3 separate regions of the Homo sapiens genome follow, and regions 1 and 3 are each linked to region 2. A link is a loop called in an ENCODE intact Hi-C map of the cell type or tissue named here. Cell type or tissue: Caco-2. All regions are shown on one strand. Each heading gives the region's core, and the rest is flanking DNA. Links, peaks and the distances in the headings are about the cores only. Region 1 overlaps PLEKHM3 (pleckstrin homology domain containing M3). Region 2 overlaps PLEKHM3 (pleckstrin homology domain containing M3). Region 3 overlaps PLEKHM3 (pleckstrin homology domain containing M3).

Evidence for each region. Hi-C counts contacts between places; a loop is a spot of excess contacts. Peaks named below come from ENCODE experiments on the same cell type or tissue, not always from the same donor. Only the 100,000 strongest peaks of a DNase experiment are listed, where the experiment ranks them.
Region 1: a loop joins it to region 2, with 4 times the contacts of the local background. A loop is called at or near these places in 4 of 110 quality-filtered maps.
Region 3: a loop joins it to region 2, with 6 times the contacts of the local background. A loop is called at or near these places in 2 of 110 quality-filtered maps.

Annotation. Positions count from the first base shown.
Region 1 is chr2:207,970,040-207,975,846 of GRCh38, reverse strand. All of the region lies in intron 3 of PLEKHM3 (pleckstrin homology domain containing M3), which reads left to right. Among named protein-coding and RNA genes, the nearest start is that of PLEKHM3, 53 kb to the left of the region's middle. RefSeq lists an enhancer at 4,789-5,322 and a silencer at 5,388-5,682. In Caco-2, for the core only: a CTCF peak has its summit at 2,447 (motif pointing right); a DNase peak (open chromatin) is centred at 1,476.
Region 2 is chr2:207,845,471-207,851,277 of GRCh38, reverse strand. The region is part of intron 7 of PLEKHM3 (pleckstrin homology domain containing M3); the gene reads left to right. Among named protein-coding and RNA genes, the nearest start is that of FZD5, 78 kb to the right of the region's middle. RefSeq lists enhancers at 1,606-2,105, 5,779-5,807. In Caco-2, for the core only: no CTCF peak of the experiment used is centred there; a DNase peak (open chromatin) is centred at 3,297.
Region 3 is chr2:208,011,586-208,017,392 of GRCh38, reverse strand. The region is part of intron 1 of PLEKHM3 (pleckstrin homology domain containing M3); the gene reads left to right. Among named protein-coding and RNA genes, the nearest start is that of PLEKHM3, 11 kb to the left of the region's middle. In Caco-2, for the core only: no CTCF peak of the experiment used is centred there; a DNase peak (open chromatin) is centred at 3,312.

The sequences.
Region 1 (5,807 bases), core at 525-5,524, 120 kb before region 2:
GGCAGGTGGATTACTTGAGGTCAGGAGTTCAAGACCAGCCTGGCCAACATAGTGAAACCCCATCTCTACTAAAAGTGCAAAAATTCGTCAGGCTTGGTGGTGGGTGCTTGTAATCCCAGCTACTCAGGAGGCTGAGGCAGGAGAATCACTTGAACCCAGGAGGCAGAGGTTGCAGTGAGCCAAGATTGAGACTGCACCACTGTACTCCAGCCTGGGCGACAGAGCGACACTCCATCTCAAAAAAAAAAAAAAAAAAAAAAAAAAGCTTTTAAAACCTCACTGAACCCGATCTAGATATCTGTTATAAACTAAATAAAATTATTTTCCTTCCATTAAACCCCACAGTTTGTGACATTAAATTTACCATGAGAATGGCTTTAAATGGAAATCTGATTTGGAAGGTTTTAATTCAAGTCTATTAGGTTTAACATGTTGTTTAAAAATCATCAAGAAGCTCACCACCAGCCAAAACCACATTTAAAATTTTGTCCTTGCTCCTGCATTGAAAAAAGCCAAATAAAGGTGGCCATTGAAAACCCACGTTTTGAACTTAGGTTAGTTATGATGCTAGTCTTTTCTATGGAAAATAAATTACCCAGAGTGAGGACTGAGTGAATCATCCTTGCTTTGACTCAAGGGCCTCAGTGATTGTGGACCAGAAACTTGCAGAGTGGGATCAGAGAGACCAGAAACACTGAGCCAGTTAAGAAGCTCTACTAGACTGGGCGCGGTGGCTCACACCTGTAATCCCAGCACTTTGGGAGGCCGAGGCGGGCGGATCACAAGGTCAGGAGTTCGAGACCAGCCTGGCCAATATGGTGAAACCCCGTCTCTACTAAAAATACAAAATTAGCCGGGTGTGGTGGTGGGCGCCTGTAATCCCAGCTACTCGGGAGGCTGAGCAGGAGAATCGCTTGAACCTGGGAGGCGGAGGTTTCAGTGAGCTGAGATTGCACCACTGCACTCCAGCCTGGTTGACAGAGTGAGACTCCATCTCAAAAAAAAAAAAAAGAAGCTCTACTAGTTTATATATATGTATCTGTAGGTATGAAAGACCTGTGTTAAGTCACCCAGATACTTTTGGAAAATGGTTTTGAAATGATGAGATACTAGTTTTAGCAGTTTTTTAAAAAAATAGAAATTACTGACATTTCAGTGTCTTATACTAGTACATATATTTTTAAGTTCAGACATTCAATAATAATTTACTAAGTGCTTACTCTGGACATCCTGGAATTATGGTACACTTCCGTGGCTTTAGATTACAGACGTGGTCAGCAAATCTGTTGTGTTATTGGAGTAAGGAAGAACAGCTCAGCTTAGTTCTCAAGATGTGGAGATTGGAGTAGCTGAATCAAGAAACTTTCTAGTAAAAGAGGGAAGAAAAGCCTCAGGTATTTCACAAGAGGTATTGCCTAATTCACCTCCCTCTCAGAAGTGTGCCTTCTGATGGAGTGTGCACTGCCCATGCTCTGCACTGCATTCGTAGCATTCCTGACACTCAAGAGGAAGGAGAAATGTAGGTAAGAAGGTGCCATTCAGCAAGCTCATTCGCATCCGGCAGCTGGAGAAATGAAATCAGGAAAAAAAGAAAAGTGAGCAAAAGAAGGAGAAGGAAGCTGAGTAGAAAAGAACAGGAAACGTATTATTATAATATAATGGGCAGGAATAGAAATTTCTGGCAGCTGCCTTAGTTAGGTTCCATATGATAGGATGCTTCCCTTTGCTGTCTAAATTTTGTGCTCACGAAATTTGGCTTGTGGAGGATAGGTTGGGTAAGGGTAGTAGTACGGAATCAGGGGAGGAAGGCAGTCTAAAATTTATTTGCACTGCTTGACTTTTAACTTTGTGCTTTGGTTCGGAGTTTTAACGAACGGGGCAGAGAGAGACAGGTTTCTAATTTGGGACAGGGAGAAGTCAGTCTTATTTTGTATAGTGTGGCACATTCCAAAAAAAAAGAAAAGAAAGAAAAGCTGTTCCATTTATATGCCCTTTCTTCCCTCAGAAAGTGCTGCATTCAGTTGCTTTGTGATACTTGTGGTTTACCAGGTTGTTTTTCATACCAGCACTTGAACTCTGGTTTTCTTTCTTTTTTTTCTTTTTTTTTGAGATGGAGTTTCGCTCTCGTTGCCCAGGTTGGAGTGCAATGGCATGATCTCGGCTCACTGCAACCTCCGCCTCCTGGGTTCAAGTGATTCTCCTGCCTCAGCCTCCTGAGTAGCTGGGATTACAGGCATGCGCCACCACGCCTGGCTAATTTTGTACTTTTAGTAGAGATGAGGGTTTCTCCATGTTGGTCAGGCTGGTCTCAAACTCCCGACCTCAGGTGATCCGCTTGCCTCAGCCTCCCAAAGTGCTGGGATTACAGGCGTAAGCCACCGCCTGTGCCAGGCTGAACTCTGGTTTTCTAGGTAAGAATACTTTATTTCCTGATCTCCTGTAGGGGGCAGAGTCTCAAAAGAAAAAGGCCAAAACCTGTTAAGCAAACTTCTGAATGTTTTTTAAATTACCTGGGAGACTGTTCATTATATCAGAGATTATTATAGCAGATGGAACGTTAAAAATTGATCTGTGTTTCTCACAAACACAGTTAATCTAAACCAGCTGCTTCTTCCTTTTGTACCTATGTCTTCTAACTTTGCATCCTCATAAAAACACACCTTCAGTGAAAAAGCTGGTGGCATAGCATGTTGATCTTCCAAAATGCCAAAAACTTCAGCACATTGTTTTTGATGAGTTTTGGCTTTACGTATTATTTTAAGGAGAGGCTAATTCACTGTATTTCATGGTTTTAGTGTGCCCCTTTATAAGTTTTTATGTCTACTTAGTTCTTCCCCCTTTAAATAGTTTGGATGAATAAACTTTAGAAGTGGAAGATTGTATGGAGTAGCTCTTTGTTATGATGTCATTTACTTGCTATTCAGGGGAGCCACAAATGTTGGCTTTTAAATCTACAAAATAGTGCAATTGGCCTTATTTCATTAAATTATTTCTGTAAGTGAAGAATTTTCTATATCCTTCTTTAAAATTTAAACAGCCCTGCAGAAAAAAATGGACCATGGTTATGCAAAAATGCCTGAGGTTATGGTTTTAAAAATATATGCTGATACATAACGGTATATTTCTTAAATGTGTACTTGATTTTTGATAGTTGTATCTGATTATGTGTGACTGTTCCGTGGCTTCTTCTGCAGCTCCAGGGTTGCACTGAGCTTAGGAAGCCCCAGCCATAGTGGTCTTCTTTTTTTTTTTTTTTTTTTGAGACGGAGTCTCGCCCTGTTGCCCAGGCTGGAGTGCAGTGTTATGATCTCGGCTCACTGCAACCTCCGCCTCCTGGGTTCAAGTGATTCTCTTGCCTCATCCTTCCTTGTAGCTGGGATTACAGGCGTGTGCCACCAGGCCCGGCTAATTTTTGTATTTTTAGTAGAGACGGGGTTTTGCCATGTTGGTCAAGCTGGTCTCGAACTCCTGACCTCATGATCCACCGCCCCCCCGCCCCCCGGCCTCCCAAAGTGCTGGGATGACAGGCGTAAGCCACTGTGCCCAGCCTTATAGTGGTCTTCTTGCTGTTCCTGGAACCTACTATTATCATGCCTACCTCTAGGACCCTTACACTTGCTAGTTCTACTTCTTGAAATTTGAAAACTTAGTTGTTTCATTCATTCTGTCATTTATTGTGTGCCCAGAAACTTGGATGCACCTAGATGGGTCAGTGCTGGAGGAAAGCAGACATGGTCCTTGCCTTCATGAAATTTGCAGTCCACTAGGGAAGACATGAATCAAATAATCACATCAGTGAATGTCAAAAGGCAGCTGTGACAATTGCTACAGATGTGACGCCCATGCATTGGGTTAGAGAACTCTCAGAGATGGTGCCAGGTAGAACTATGTGAAATTGCAGATTTTTCAGTCATTTTTGACCTATAAAAGTAAAGACAGTTCAGATTACATTTTATGTTTGACCCTGAAGTCACAGAAGGTTCTTGAGCAGAGAAGCACATGATGGGAATGGTATGTAGGAACAGTTAATTTGGTGGTACAGCTTTTCGGGGACACCTGTAGCAGCAAATGAGGCATGCTTCTTCGGTGAAATTACTGGTTGAGGTTTAAAATTGTGTTTGGCAATGGGGAATCTGTGGTGCTATAGTATTAATGCTAAAACAAATGACTATACAGCTTATTAAAATATTTATGAAGTGTGTACCTGTATGTGATTCTATATTAGGTTATTCACAAAATGCCATATAAATTAGATTAAGGCAATAGCTCTTTTTTTTTTTTTAGTTAAAAAAAGTTTTAATTGACACAATATACATCTTTATGGGGTACATAGTGATATTGCAATACATATGTATAGTGATCAGATCAGGGTAATTAGCATATCCATTATCTCAAACATTTATCATTTCTTTGTGTTGGGAACATTCAGTATCTCCCTTCTAGGTATTTGAAACTACGTATTATTGTTAACTATAGTCATCCTATAGTGCTATTGAACACTAGAACTTATTCCTCCTATCTAAGCAGCTCTGTTTTCTTTAGGAATTTGACATTTGTACCTACCTATTTGCACTTAATAGATACATAGTTTTCTTGGCACTAGCACACACAGATATTTTTCCTATAATTTCCTAGCAATCAAGAAACCTTGCAATTGAGTACTATAATAAAAGGGCCCAAGGACTTGTTTCTGAGTGTGACAAGAGATGCAAAGCTCACCTTTGGAAGTGTTCCTTGTATGACTGTTTTGTAATCTGGAGATGAAATTGGATGGCCCACTGTAGGGCAGTGTTCCCAATTCTGAACTGAATTTGAACATGTTAACAGCAAAGACAGCAAGAAAAACAGTGAGCCTGGGGGATCCCCTACACCATTTTCACTGTGTCAGATTTTATGGTTTTACTCCTTGGCTGCTGTTTAACCTCTTGGGACTGCTGTTGGTAATTACATCTCTCTGGCATTAAGAGCTTTTTTGCTTTTCTTTTTTTCCCTCCAACCCTTGGGAGGGGTAAACCCAAGAGGTGGTGGGGAGAAGTTTTGCTGTGAATTCTTCAGCCATTTAGTGCAAATTCCTGTAATTACCGGCATTGTGTCTTCTCTGAATGGCACATAATACAGCAGAAGCCATTCCTAATTGAGACCTTACAGGAGGTACAAATCCCCTCTTTGTTCAGCCTGACAAATTAGTGCCAGAAAGTGGCAGGGTCTGAGTGGGAATCAAAGGCAAGAAACACAAAGATGGAACTTAAGGCTACAGTAATAACCCTCTCTTGTCCTGGAGGGAAAAAAGTAATGACCAATGAAAAATGAAGTTTTTTTTGTTATAAATTCCCTTGACATGACAGCACCTCGGGGCTGCTCTATTTATTTAGCAAAAGTGATTAAATAGTAATACAACAGGGCTGTCCATTGTTTCCCTGGGTGCCCCCCACCATCACAGACCCCTGCTGCCTGGGCTAATTGATTGACAATGAACCTCTGATAAAGAAGTATGTTGTTAGGACCTGGGGTGGGGGGTGGGGGGGCATTTTCCTCCTCTTTGTGTGTTTGAGAGAGAGAGAGTTTCATTTTTGTTTGAATTGCACTCTAGTTTTTCTTTGCCCCACCCTACCTCCTCTTTCCTCTCCTCTCTCTCCTCTCCCCTGCCTTATTTTCCTCCCTGCATTTTTTCCCCCAAAGCTTTTCAGCGGTTGCTCCCAGCTATCATTCACAAACAGGTAGAGGGCAATTAGAATTGTAGGACAGGCTTTTGATGAGTTTATCTTTGTAGCTAACTTCCTCTCCCCGTACTCTGTTTAAGCCTGAAC
Region 2 (5,807 bases), core at 677-5,676:
ATAAACATTTTGACAAAACAATGATAAAATTCCACATCCTAAAAAAACAGAAATGACGAAACATGCCCTCCTTGATTGAGAATAAGAAGGAAGGGCTCTAACCTTTTTTTTTTTTTTTTTTTTTGAGACGGAGTCTCTCTCTCCGTCACCAGGCTGGAGTGCAGTGGCGCGATGTCGGCTCACTGCAACCTCCGCTTCCCAGGTTCAAACAATTATCCTGCCTCAGCCTCCCTAGTAGCTGGGATTACAGGTGCGTGCCACGACGCCCAGCTAATTTTTGTATTTTTAGTAGAGATGGGGTTTCATCGTGTTGGTCAGGCTGGTCTCAATCTTGTGACCTCGTGGTCCACCCGCCTTGGCCTCCCAAAGTGCTGGGATTACAGGCGTGAGCCACTGTGCCTGGCCAGGAAGGGCTCTAACTTTTAAGAATTACAAATCAGAAGATTAGGCTGACACTGCTCTATGATTTAAGGGAAAACAATGAATATAAAAGCAAAAAAGTCACATAAATCCACAAAATGACCCAGGACTTAGATTTTTTTTTAATCCTTAAATTGCCTCCTATGCAGCTTTCTTTCTGACATTTTTACACATCCCTAATCTTCTCTCGTTATTAAGATCCCTTTCCTAATGCTGCTAAGGAGACAATCCTGCTTTCTACATTTCTGCAGAGATGCTATTTCTGAACCTTGAAATGCTTCGAGATTACAAGTACATAAACACTTCATCTTAAAAACCCTCAGCATGCATTTTTAACATGGGACTTAGAAAATAAACCAACTGTGATAAATCAGTTCCATCATTTCTGTCCTGTCCATTTGGCTTTCGTGAGTTTTTCATGTGACATGTAAGTCATCCTCCTAGGTTTTTCACTATGAAGAACATTGTACTTAAAGACTTTGTGACCTTTATGCCACTTGGCACTGTATTTAAATGTGAGTATTCTATGAGAAGATTCTACTGAAAACTGGTGTTGGTATCCTCCATCTGGTAGGCATTTGCTATGGTTTGAATATGGTGTGTCCCCAGAAAATCTTGCTGAAGCTTGGTCCCCAGCGTAGAGGTGTAGGGAGGTGGTGCCTTTAAGAGGTGATGAGGTCGTTAAAATGGATTAATCTCCTTCTGACAGGAATGGATGAGTTCTGGAGGGATTGGGTTAGTTTGGTGATAGGGGGTTGCTAGAAAGCGAGTTGCCTCCTGTGTTTGGTCCTTTTCCACATGCTTGCTTCCCCTTCCACTTCCCTGCCATTTGTGACGCAGCTCGAGGCATCACCAAAAGCTGAGCAGATGCCAGTGCCATGTTTCCTAGACCTCCCAGCCTCCAGAATCAGGAGCCAAATAAACTTTTAAAAAAATGTTTCCCTGTCTCAGGTATTCTGTTTTACCAACACGAAATGGACTAAGCGTTACATAAATACTTACTGTTTGGTTTAAGCTTGCCTAAGTATATATGCATTCATAAGAACACTGACAACATTTTTTAAATAAACTAATTAGTTAAGGGAATATAAAACACCTCCAAAGATAGAGGAGCATAACACAAGTCTGAGGTAACACTAAAGCTTTCTATATAAGGTTGAAGCAATTGACATACCATTTAAGGTGTTTCACTGATGACAGCATAAGCCTGCCCTGGTCAGCAACATTCACTAACACCAGGGAAGGCATCAGAGGAGGTGTTCTTCCTTTGTTAGTAGGGCATCGGCAGCTCTGTGGTTACTCTTCTAAAAAGGGTTGTTTTTTAAAGCACTGGAATTCAGAGGTGTAGGCTGGACATTGCTTGCCAGTTTTTCTTTGTGCACAAGTAGTTGACCACTCCATCCCCTCTTCTAAGAAATAATGGTGGCACACAGGGCATTGAACTTATTAACACCAAAATCTTACCTGCTTACCACTTGAGTTAGCATACTCTGCTACTACATCTAGTCTGTACACTTTTTTTTTTTGAGACAGTCTCGCTCTGTGGCCCAGGCTGGAGTGCAGTGGCAGGATCTCGGCTCACTGCAACCTCCACCTCCCGGGTTCAAGCGATTCTCCAGCTTTAGCCCCCTGAGTAGCTGGGATTACAAGTGTGCACCACCATGCCCGGCTAGTTTTTGTATTTTTAGTACAGATGGGGTTTCGCCATGTTGGCCAGGCTGGTCTCGAACTCCTGGCCTCCAGTGATCCGCCCGCCTCGGCCTCCAAAAGTGCCAAGATTACAGGCATGAGCCACCACGCCCAGCCAGTCTGCACACATTTAAAGAATATTTTCTACATCAGTCTTGAGAACAAACATCAGCCTCATGGAAAAGTGCATAGCAGATGAGCTTCTAACAGGGTTTATCCGCTTTTTCATTTTTAAAATCTATTTTGTCAGGTAATCTTACCAAAAAAGGCAGCCTCCCATGAAACTTAGTCCAAGCCCCATTGCTTTCATCCATCTGGCCGGACTTCAGAAATGTCCAGCTTGTCCTGAAGAACATGGAGACTCCTCCCAACACGCTCAACGTTTTGAATTGGTCTTTGTCATTTTGCGTTTCACTGCAATCCATACCACCCTGCTCCTGAGGACCTAAACTTGTTGGGGCATGGACTTTGTTCTTTGCCTTGGCACTTTCTTCCCTTCTTTAAGCCTCATGTACACATGAAGCTTCAAATGCCTAATTGTACTCAAACCATATAAAGGCTTGTTTAAAAAGAAGGAACCTGCTTTATTATAAAATGTGGAACTACTTCTTCCCATAGATGGTGCTGAGATGCCTAATTGTTCTCAGCACAGCTTGAACAATCAGTCCATCAAGAGCTGTGTTTTCTGTTGCCCTGTTGCCCTTAGATTTGCCCCTGGGCACAGTGCATGGAGAAGGCTCCATGGAGGCTGAATGTGGAGATGATTTTGCCTAAAGTTGTCACTTACTTACCTGCCAAAAAAACCATCAAGCCCCAGATGTGTCAGTAACCTTACAAAGACTCTTTCATTTTTCTGAGGAACCAGCTGTAGTTTGTCACTTTTTGAAAGAGACTTTCATGTTAAGTGTTTAGGCAAAATTTTTTGGTGGGGAAGGGGTGGGGATGGAGGCAGGTGGAACAAAACTCCAGAGGAGAAGGGGAGAGAAGCACTGCCCAGAAGCTGGGCTTTCCCCGTGGCTTCCTATTTGCTCGGCCTTTGTTTTTGTGAGTCCTTGCACAAACAGACTAAATACCTGGATTATGCCCTCATCTGGACTCAAATACACATACATTACATACCCTTTTCTCCCTAATCAGCCTGACACATTCCTTTGTTGGTAAATGGTTCCAAAACAAACACTGTCAGGGCACCTAATTAGCAGGTTTGTGGGCTGCGCTTGGCAGTCTTGTTACATCCTGTTCAACAATAGAGAACAACAGCCTTGGCTAGGCCGGTCTTCAGGGAGGGAGTAGCTTCCCCCAATGTATATGCCATTTTTTAATGATATTTCCTTTCTGTGGCTTTTCTTGGGAAGCAGCCACTCAGTGAGTATTGCAGTGAGGTGTGGGATCCTAGAAGCAGCTAAAGGAAACTTCTGCTCCTCTGTAGAGTACCTTTTCAGAGGAGCTGTTTGTTTCTAATCGTTCTTTTCTTTCTCTGGTGTTGAAGAGGAACATTTTGAGGAACTTTCTCAGTGGTTCTCTAATACCAATGGTGGAGGACCAGACTCTCGCTTGTGTTTTAGAATTATAAACTAATAGAGATAGAAGGGACTGTGGGGACCCTTTAGACATTTTGGGGGTGGGAAACTTGAAGCCCAGACAGCTCACATGTCGTGTGCATGGCAGAGGCAGGGTGATGACTCCCCAGATGGAATTTGACCCTTCTTCAGCTCTGACTGCCCACTCTTAAATGTGTTTATTGTGTCAATGACAGTTTTCTTTAATGAAAACTCTTCAGCACAATGCTAGTTTTTCTGGATTTTAAACTTTAGTCAAAGAGTAACTTGGTAAATAACATTTCACCTTGGCCTGGTGGCTTCTGTATTCACATGTCAAAATGTTTCAGAATGTCTGCTAACATAACTGAGACTTCTGTGAAAACCTCAGGGCTGACCTGACCCTTTATGCCATTAAGCCACTTGATAAATATGGTGCATTTATAAACACAGTCCTAGCTGCTGAAGCCACCATTGTGTTTTGAGGCCATTTGGTCACTTGAATAGATGGCTGTCACCTAGACACATTTCTTACCAAGCTTCTAGTTAGGTATCTGGTTAATATTGTATTGATCATCTTAGCTTTAAGCATTTCAGACAGCTTAATTTTTTGCTGTTTAAAGAGGAATTGTTCATCGTTTAACTCATTTTAACTTTCTAACTATAAAACTAATTGATATTTATTATAGAAAATTTGAAAAGTACAGAAAATTAAAGAAAATATTCTCCATTATTTCTCCATTTTTCTACACATATGTATTTTTAAATAGTTAGAATCATATTGAATATATAATTTTATATCCAGCATTTTTTATCACATTGTATCAGAACCAGAAAAATAGTCACATTTAATCTATAAACTTATATTAATGGGTACTTTTAAAGAAAAAAAAAATTTTTTTTTTTTTGAGACAGGATCTGGCTCTGTCATCCAGGCTGGAGTGCAGTGGCACCATCTTGGCTTTCTGCAACCTCTGCCTCCCAGGCTCAAACGATCCTCTCACCTCAGCCTGCCGAGTAGCTGGGACTACAGGTGCTCTCCACCACGCCCAGATAATTTTTGTATTTTTTTTTGTAGAGATGGGGTTTCACCATGTTGCCCAGGCTGGAGGAAAAAAATTTTAATTGGCTCTAAAATCATTAAGATCCATCGAATAAACACAGGCAGGCCAGTCCATAAAAAGATCACTGGGCCAGGCGCAGTGGTTCACGCCTGTAATCCCAGCACTTTGGGAGGCCAAGCCTGGTGGATCATGAGGTCAGGAGTTCAAGACCAGCCTGGCCAATATGGTGAAACCCCATCTCTACTAAAAATACAAAAATTAGCCGGGTGTGGTGGCGGGCGCCTGTAATCCCAGCTACTTGAGAGGCTGAGGCAGAGAACTGCTTAAACCCAGGAGGCGGAAGTTGCAGTGAGCTGAGATTGCACCACTGCACTCCAGCCTGGGCGACAGAGCAAGACCCCATCTCAAAAACAAAAAACAAAAAGATCACTGGACTAGGAACAAAGAAGTCTCGATGTCGTTCCTAGCTACTAATTTGTGTGACCTTTGACAAGCCACCACTCTGCTGGACCTTCATACCAGGCATATGGCACTGTTTTAAGCTTTTATTGACAAAAGGAGTAAGATCTTTGCTTCTGCTCCATTGCTCAGCATTTTGTATTTGTGTTTGATAGTTTGTCATGATGTTTTCCGTAAAGTTGGCTGATTTTTATTCTGTTTACCCAAAGGGATTTAGATACAAATCCAAATTGCAGTTCAGTCCACCGTTTTGAAATAATGTAAGCTCCATGAGGGAATAGACTTTTTATATTTTGCTCACTGCTCCATCTAAGACAACACTTAGTAACTGCTCCATAAATAATTCATGAATGAATAGAGAGTTTGCTTTATTCTGTAATTTCAACTATAATCTGTAGTTATTAACATATTTTCTTTTAAATGGCTTTTAAAGTGATTTCAGGAAATTCATTATTTAAGTAGGCATTACCGAGATATGTGACTTTATTGAGTGATGGCTTACATCCTTATCATATGTTGGAGATGGATGTGTTTTACTGGGTCAGTGGAGACTTTAATGTCAGGAGAGAGATGATGTAAAAAATGTGAGCTTTGCTAAGCTACTCAGGTAATTTCATTTTCAAAACATCTTTTAGGT
Region 3 (5,807 bases), core at 701-5,700, 170 kb before region 2:
CTGTCGCCACTCCCTCCACCAGTTCGTTGGTTTATAATGGAGATCAAAGAGAATGTGGTGACCTTTTTGTTGGTATCAGACACCAGTGGGCATCCTGTACACTGCTTTGGAGTTCATAAAACACTACATTATGTTATTTGATTTGCACTCCAAAAAAGGTGAGACAGTTATCCTTATTTTCCTCACATCACAGACAATTACAGTTGGCCCTCTACATCTGTGGGATCCACATCAGCAGATTCAACCAACCATGGATCAAAAATATTAGGAAAAAAAAATTCCACAGAGTTCCAAAAGGCAAAACTTGAGTTTGCTAAATGCTGAATACTACATTGACTCCACCAAATGAGAGGATGTGTAGGCACTGTAATAGATATTGTAAGTAACCTAGAGATGACTTACAGGAGGATGTGCGTAGGTTATATGCAAATATTGCATAATTTTATATGAGGGACTTGAGCATCTGTGGATTTTAGTATCTGAGGGGATCCTGGAACCAGTCCCCCATGGATACGGAGTAACTGAAATTCAGATTCAAGTTGCTTGTCAAAAATCACACTTCTCATAATGATACATAGAAAATTGAGACCCGGATTGGCTAATTCCAAATATTGTGGTTCAAAAGTGGTTGCCTCACGCTGAAAGGTTAGCTATGGTCTCTGTATTTTCATGGTAGTATGGTAATATGAAACCAGGGTGTGTGTGTGTGTGTGTGTGTGTGTATTTTTTTTTTTTTTTTTTTTGAGACAAAGTCTCACTCTGTCACCCAGGTTGGAGTACAGTGGCTCGGTCTCGGCTCACTGCAATCTCTGCCTCCCAAGGCTCCAGCAGTTCTCCCACCTCAGCCTCCTGAGTAGCTGGGACCACAGCCATGCGCCACCATGACTGGCTAGTGTTTTGTATTTTGGGTAGAGACAGGGTTTCACCCTGTTCCCCAGGCTGATCTCAAACTCCTGAGCTCAGGAGATCCACCTGCCACCATCTCCCCCCAAAGTGCTGGGATTATAGGTGTGAACCACCACACCTAGCCAGCATATCATCTTTTAGTAGATTATAGAAACAAGACTGAAGGTTGTGGCTCAATTTTGTTATTTTGTTTGAACCCTACATACATTGATATTTGCCCGTCCCCCCAACAAAAGTCAAGTTAGTTTTAGAAGGAGGCAGTTTATTTTATTTATTTATGTATTTATTTATTTGAGATGGAGTCTCTCTCTGTCGCCCAGGCTGGAGTGCAATGGTGCAATCTCGGCTCACTGCAACCTCTGCCTCCTGGTTTCAAGAGATTCTCCTGCCTCAGCCTCCCGAGTAGCTGCGATTACAGGCACCCACCACCACAACCAGCTAATTTTTGTATTTTTAATAGAGACAGGGTTTCTCCATTTTGGCCAGGCTGGTCTCGAACTCCTCACCTCAGGTGATCCACCTGCCTCGGCCTCCCAAAGTGCTGGGATTACGGGCATGAGCCACCGTGCCTGGCCAGCGATTTATTTCAATATGCCTTAATCATCAAAATATGTTTGAATTATCGATTGTAACATCTAATTTGAAATATTTCTTTTAATTCTTTTGACAGAAACATTTGTTTGCAGGTTGTTTTAAGTAAACATTTTTACAAGTGTTTCTATTTATTGGCTAAATAAAAAATGATGTTGCAGGGAAACACTAGTAAAAGGCTTGGGCAATTAGGACTATGTAAACATTTGCAGAAGCACTTGTTTCACCTAAATGAAGTCACAGTTATTATACTCTTGCAAACATTCCAAGTAATGTGTCCAAGGTCACTAAGACAATTGAGGTTAGCTATTTAGTTAGAGAACAACTTTTTACTGTGTTTGTTCAGGAACCTGTCTTCTACCATTCCCGTAGAGAACTTATAATAATAACACAGAAGTATTATAGAGGTGATTTTTTTTTGTAAATTAACTATAAACTACTTCCCTGGGTGTAAATATGATATTTAGCAATTAACTCTCTGGGTCATGGGATTAACAAACAGATTTTGAAATAAATAATAAAGTTGCTGGTGTTTGACACTAAAATTTGAAGCACCATGTTCATGTACTAAAATTTTAGCCATATTATCCCAGGGTAATTAATTTGCTTTGAATTGTCTTATGGGGCTGTGTGTGTATCTTAGAGTCTTGTTTCTACTCACTGACCATATTTCCCTAGATAAGTAACTTCATCTTTTTAAATCTCAGTTTCCTTGTCTGTAAAGTAGTAATAATAGCAGCTCTCTAATAGGGTGGTTGTGAGGATTTAACAACATAATGCAGTAAAAGGCTTAACATACGTTAAGTAGTAAGTACTTTAGTAAGTATGCAATAAATATTAGCTATAACTTTTTAATCTTGGTCTTAGATTAGAACTTATAAGAACTATATTTTGTTTTTAAACATTTTATCAAATATATCATTCTACCTTTAAAATGTGTCCATCCACATTGAAGGTGTCCTCTGCAGGACATGTTTAAAGAGATTAGCATAGCCGTAGCAGTGCCTGATTCAACTATTTGAGTCCCAGCTATCATATGCCTATCATCCTAATGTCAGAGCAAAACAATCCGAGAAGTATGGATCAGTCAGAGCCCCAGAATTCAACTCCAGAATGTTCAGGCATTGTTTGATAAAAATCTATGCCATGCTAATGGTAATAGTCCATAATAAAAGAAATTCAGAAACTGTTTTAATGTAAACCCAGATTAGGGGGATGAAAACATAGTTCTTACTACTCTTTTTTGTTTTTTGAGATGGAGTCTGACTCTGTGGCCCAGGCCAGAGTGCAGTGGCGCAATCTTAGCCCACTGCAACCTCTGCCTCCCAAGTTCAAGTGATTCTCCTGCCTCAGCCTCCCGAGTAGCTAGGATTACAGGCGCCTGCCACCACGGCCAGCTAACTTTTGTATTTTTAGTAGAGACGGGGTTTCACCATGTTGGCCAGGCTGGTCCCAAACTCCTGACCTCAGGTGATCTGCCCGCCTCGGCCTCCAAAGTGCTGGGATTACAGGCATGAGCCACTGCACACGGCCAGTTCCTACTATTCTTATCCTTCATACCTTATAAGCTTTTCTTCTGTCCTGTGTGATGGGCAGAGATTCTTCTGTCCTTCAATTTGTGTATAGTTAAATGACAAAGACTCATTCTGTTATTTTGCCTTATCTTGTGCTTATCTTTGAGGGTCAGAGACAGTGTTTTGTCTGCCTTTGCCAGCCTTGCTTGTTTCCTGACTAAATTGGTTAAGAGGCTGATTGGTAGCCAAGGTTGTTGTCACAGATTAAGTCCAAAAGGGAGGGAGAGGTCATAGATGCAGCCCATCACTGCTGAGTATGTCTGCCCTTTCAAACAAGAGGTGAGTCACCTTTTTGCTTAGATCTTATCACTGGTCTCATACTCTCGGGATGCCAGTTAACAAAGACCTAGGCTCACTTTTTAGCAGGTTCAAGTTCAGCAGAGACAGAAAATAAATCAACTAATTACTTCTCTCATACATTTACTCTGAATGCCCATAGAAACTGGTTTGTGAGAGTGTGCTAAGCCATAAGCCGGTTGTTGTTTTGAAGGTTAAAGTTTTAAGTATTCTCCCTTCTGCTGGTGAGTTGCAATGACCAAAAGAGTTAAAGTCAACAGGAAGTGAGGGAATTATTAATTTCCCATGACATCCTCACCACCCAGCAAAGGCCTTCTGTTGGACAGGAATGTGTCTGTGGGTCAGAAAGACTTGAACAGCTTGTGAAGAAGGCCTTTGCATTCTTGCCTTCCATGTGTGGTTGTTAGTTCACATAGTGCTCACTCTCTGGTGGAACCTTTGAGGCTGTTATTGTAGGCTGACAGCTTCATGCAAGAAGCAGCATGATTTCTTTTTTTTTTTTTCTTTTTGAGATGGAGTCTTGCTCTGTTGCCCAGGCGGGAGTGCAGTGGTGTGATCTCGGCTCACCACAACCTCCGCCTCCTGGGTTTAAGCAATTCTCCTGCCTCAGCCTCCTCAGTAACTGGGACTACAGGCACGCGCCACCATGCCTGGCTAATTTTTATATTTTTAGTAGAGATGGGGTTTCGCTATGTTGGCCAGGCTGATCTCAAACTCCTGACCTCGTGATCTGCCTGCCTCGACCTCCCAAAGTGCTGGGATTATAGGCATGAGCCACCATGCCTGGCCCACAGCATGATTGCTGGAGCAGGAATGATTGGTTTTGTTGTATGTTTTTGTTTCCTTTGTTTTTGATTTCTTTCGACTGAAGTAATCTCTGTATACCTATCATTGTCATTTAATTGTGTTCTGTTACTTAAAATTCTTTATTGTCCCTTAATTAGTAATGATTCCTTATTTATGCTTGTATAACACCTTTGTATACTTCTGTTGAAGTGCTTTTTATATTTGGTTTTGTGTCTTACTTTCCACTAGCTATTTAGCTCTTCAAGAGCAGGAGCTGTGTTTTGTGTCTAATATCTCACATAGTGTTTGGGTACTTGGTCCGTCCTCTATAAATGCTTGTTGAGGATAAATGGTTATGTGATTAGAAATCAGCTAACTTCTAATAGAAGTAGTAATTGTTTTAGAGTTTGTAAAGAACTTTCACATACTTTGTCCACATTTGTGCTTCTCTGCTTTCTCAGGTAGATGGGAGCAGGCATTGGCAGGACTTCCATTTGCAGATAAGAAGGGCACAGAGGCCCTGAGTCAGCCTGACTTGCTGGATGTCAGTTAGCTCAGAAGGCAGTGTGGGGACATGACCCTTTCCTGGTGTCATAAATTTATGTTCTTCCCATTGCCACACTTCTCTCACACTGAACAAACTCAATACTTAGTCTGAGTGGCTGAGGGGTTGGATTCAGCCTACTCACTCCTTGTTTATGGTCCTTCTACTAACATCAGGGCCCCTGTATGATTTAAGGTGATTTAAAAGGTAATTGAACTTGGGTGGCCCAAAGTACTCAGTAATTAGACAAGGATTTGAGGAACTTCGTTTTCTTTTCTTTGGGAACTACAATTGACAATAAATGAATCATGGGTTCTCTTTCATCATCTTTAAAATAGTCCCATTACTTTACTCACCTCTCTTTTTTGAGGTTACTACAAGTATTTATTAAGAAGTTTATCAGGCAGGCGGATCATGAGCTCAGGAGATGGAAACCATCCTGGCTAACACGGTGAAACCCCGTCTCTACTAAAAAATACAAAAAAATTAGCCGGGCGTGGTGGCGGGCACCTGTAGTCCCAGCTACTCGGGAGGCTGAGGCAGGAGAATGGTGTGAACCCGGGAGGCAGAGTTTGCAGTGAGCTGAGATCGTGCCACTGGACTCCAGCCTGGGCGACAGAGCGAGACTCCGTCTCAAAAACAATAAATAAATAAAATAAAGAAGTTTATCAGAGTTCGAGACCAGCCTGGCCAATATGATGAAACCCCATCTCTACTAAAAATACAAAAGATTAGCCAGGCCTGGTGGCGGACACCTGTAATCCCAGTTACTCAGGAGGCTGAGCAGGAGAGTCACTTGAACCTAGGAGGCAGAGGTTGCCGTGAGCCGAGATCACACCATTGCACTCTAGCCTGGGCAACAAGAGTGAAGCTCCGTCTCAAAAAAAAAAAAAAAAAAAAAAAAAAAAAGTTTATCAGAGCACTTAAAAATTTTTTTTATTCCATAGGTTTGTGGGGAACAGGAGGTATTTAGTTACTAAGTTCTTTAGTGGTGACTTGTGAGATTTTGGTGCAACCATCCCCCAGGCAGTATACACTGAACCCGATTTGTAGTCTTTTATTCCTCACCCCCTCCCCACCCTGTCCCCCTAAGTCCCCAAAGTCTATTT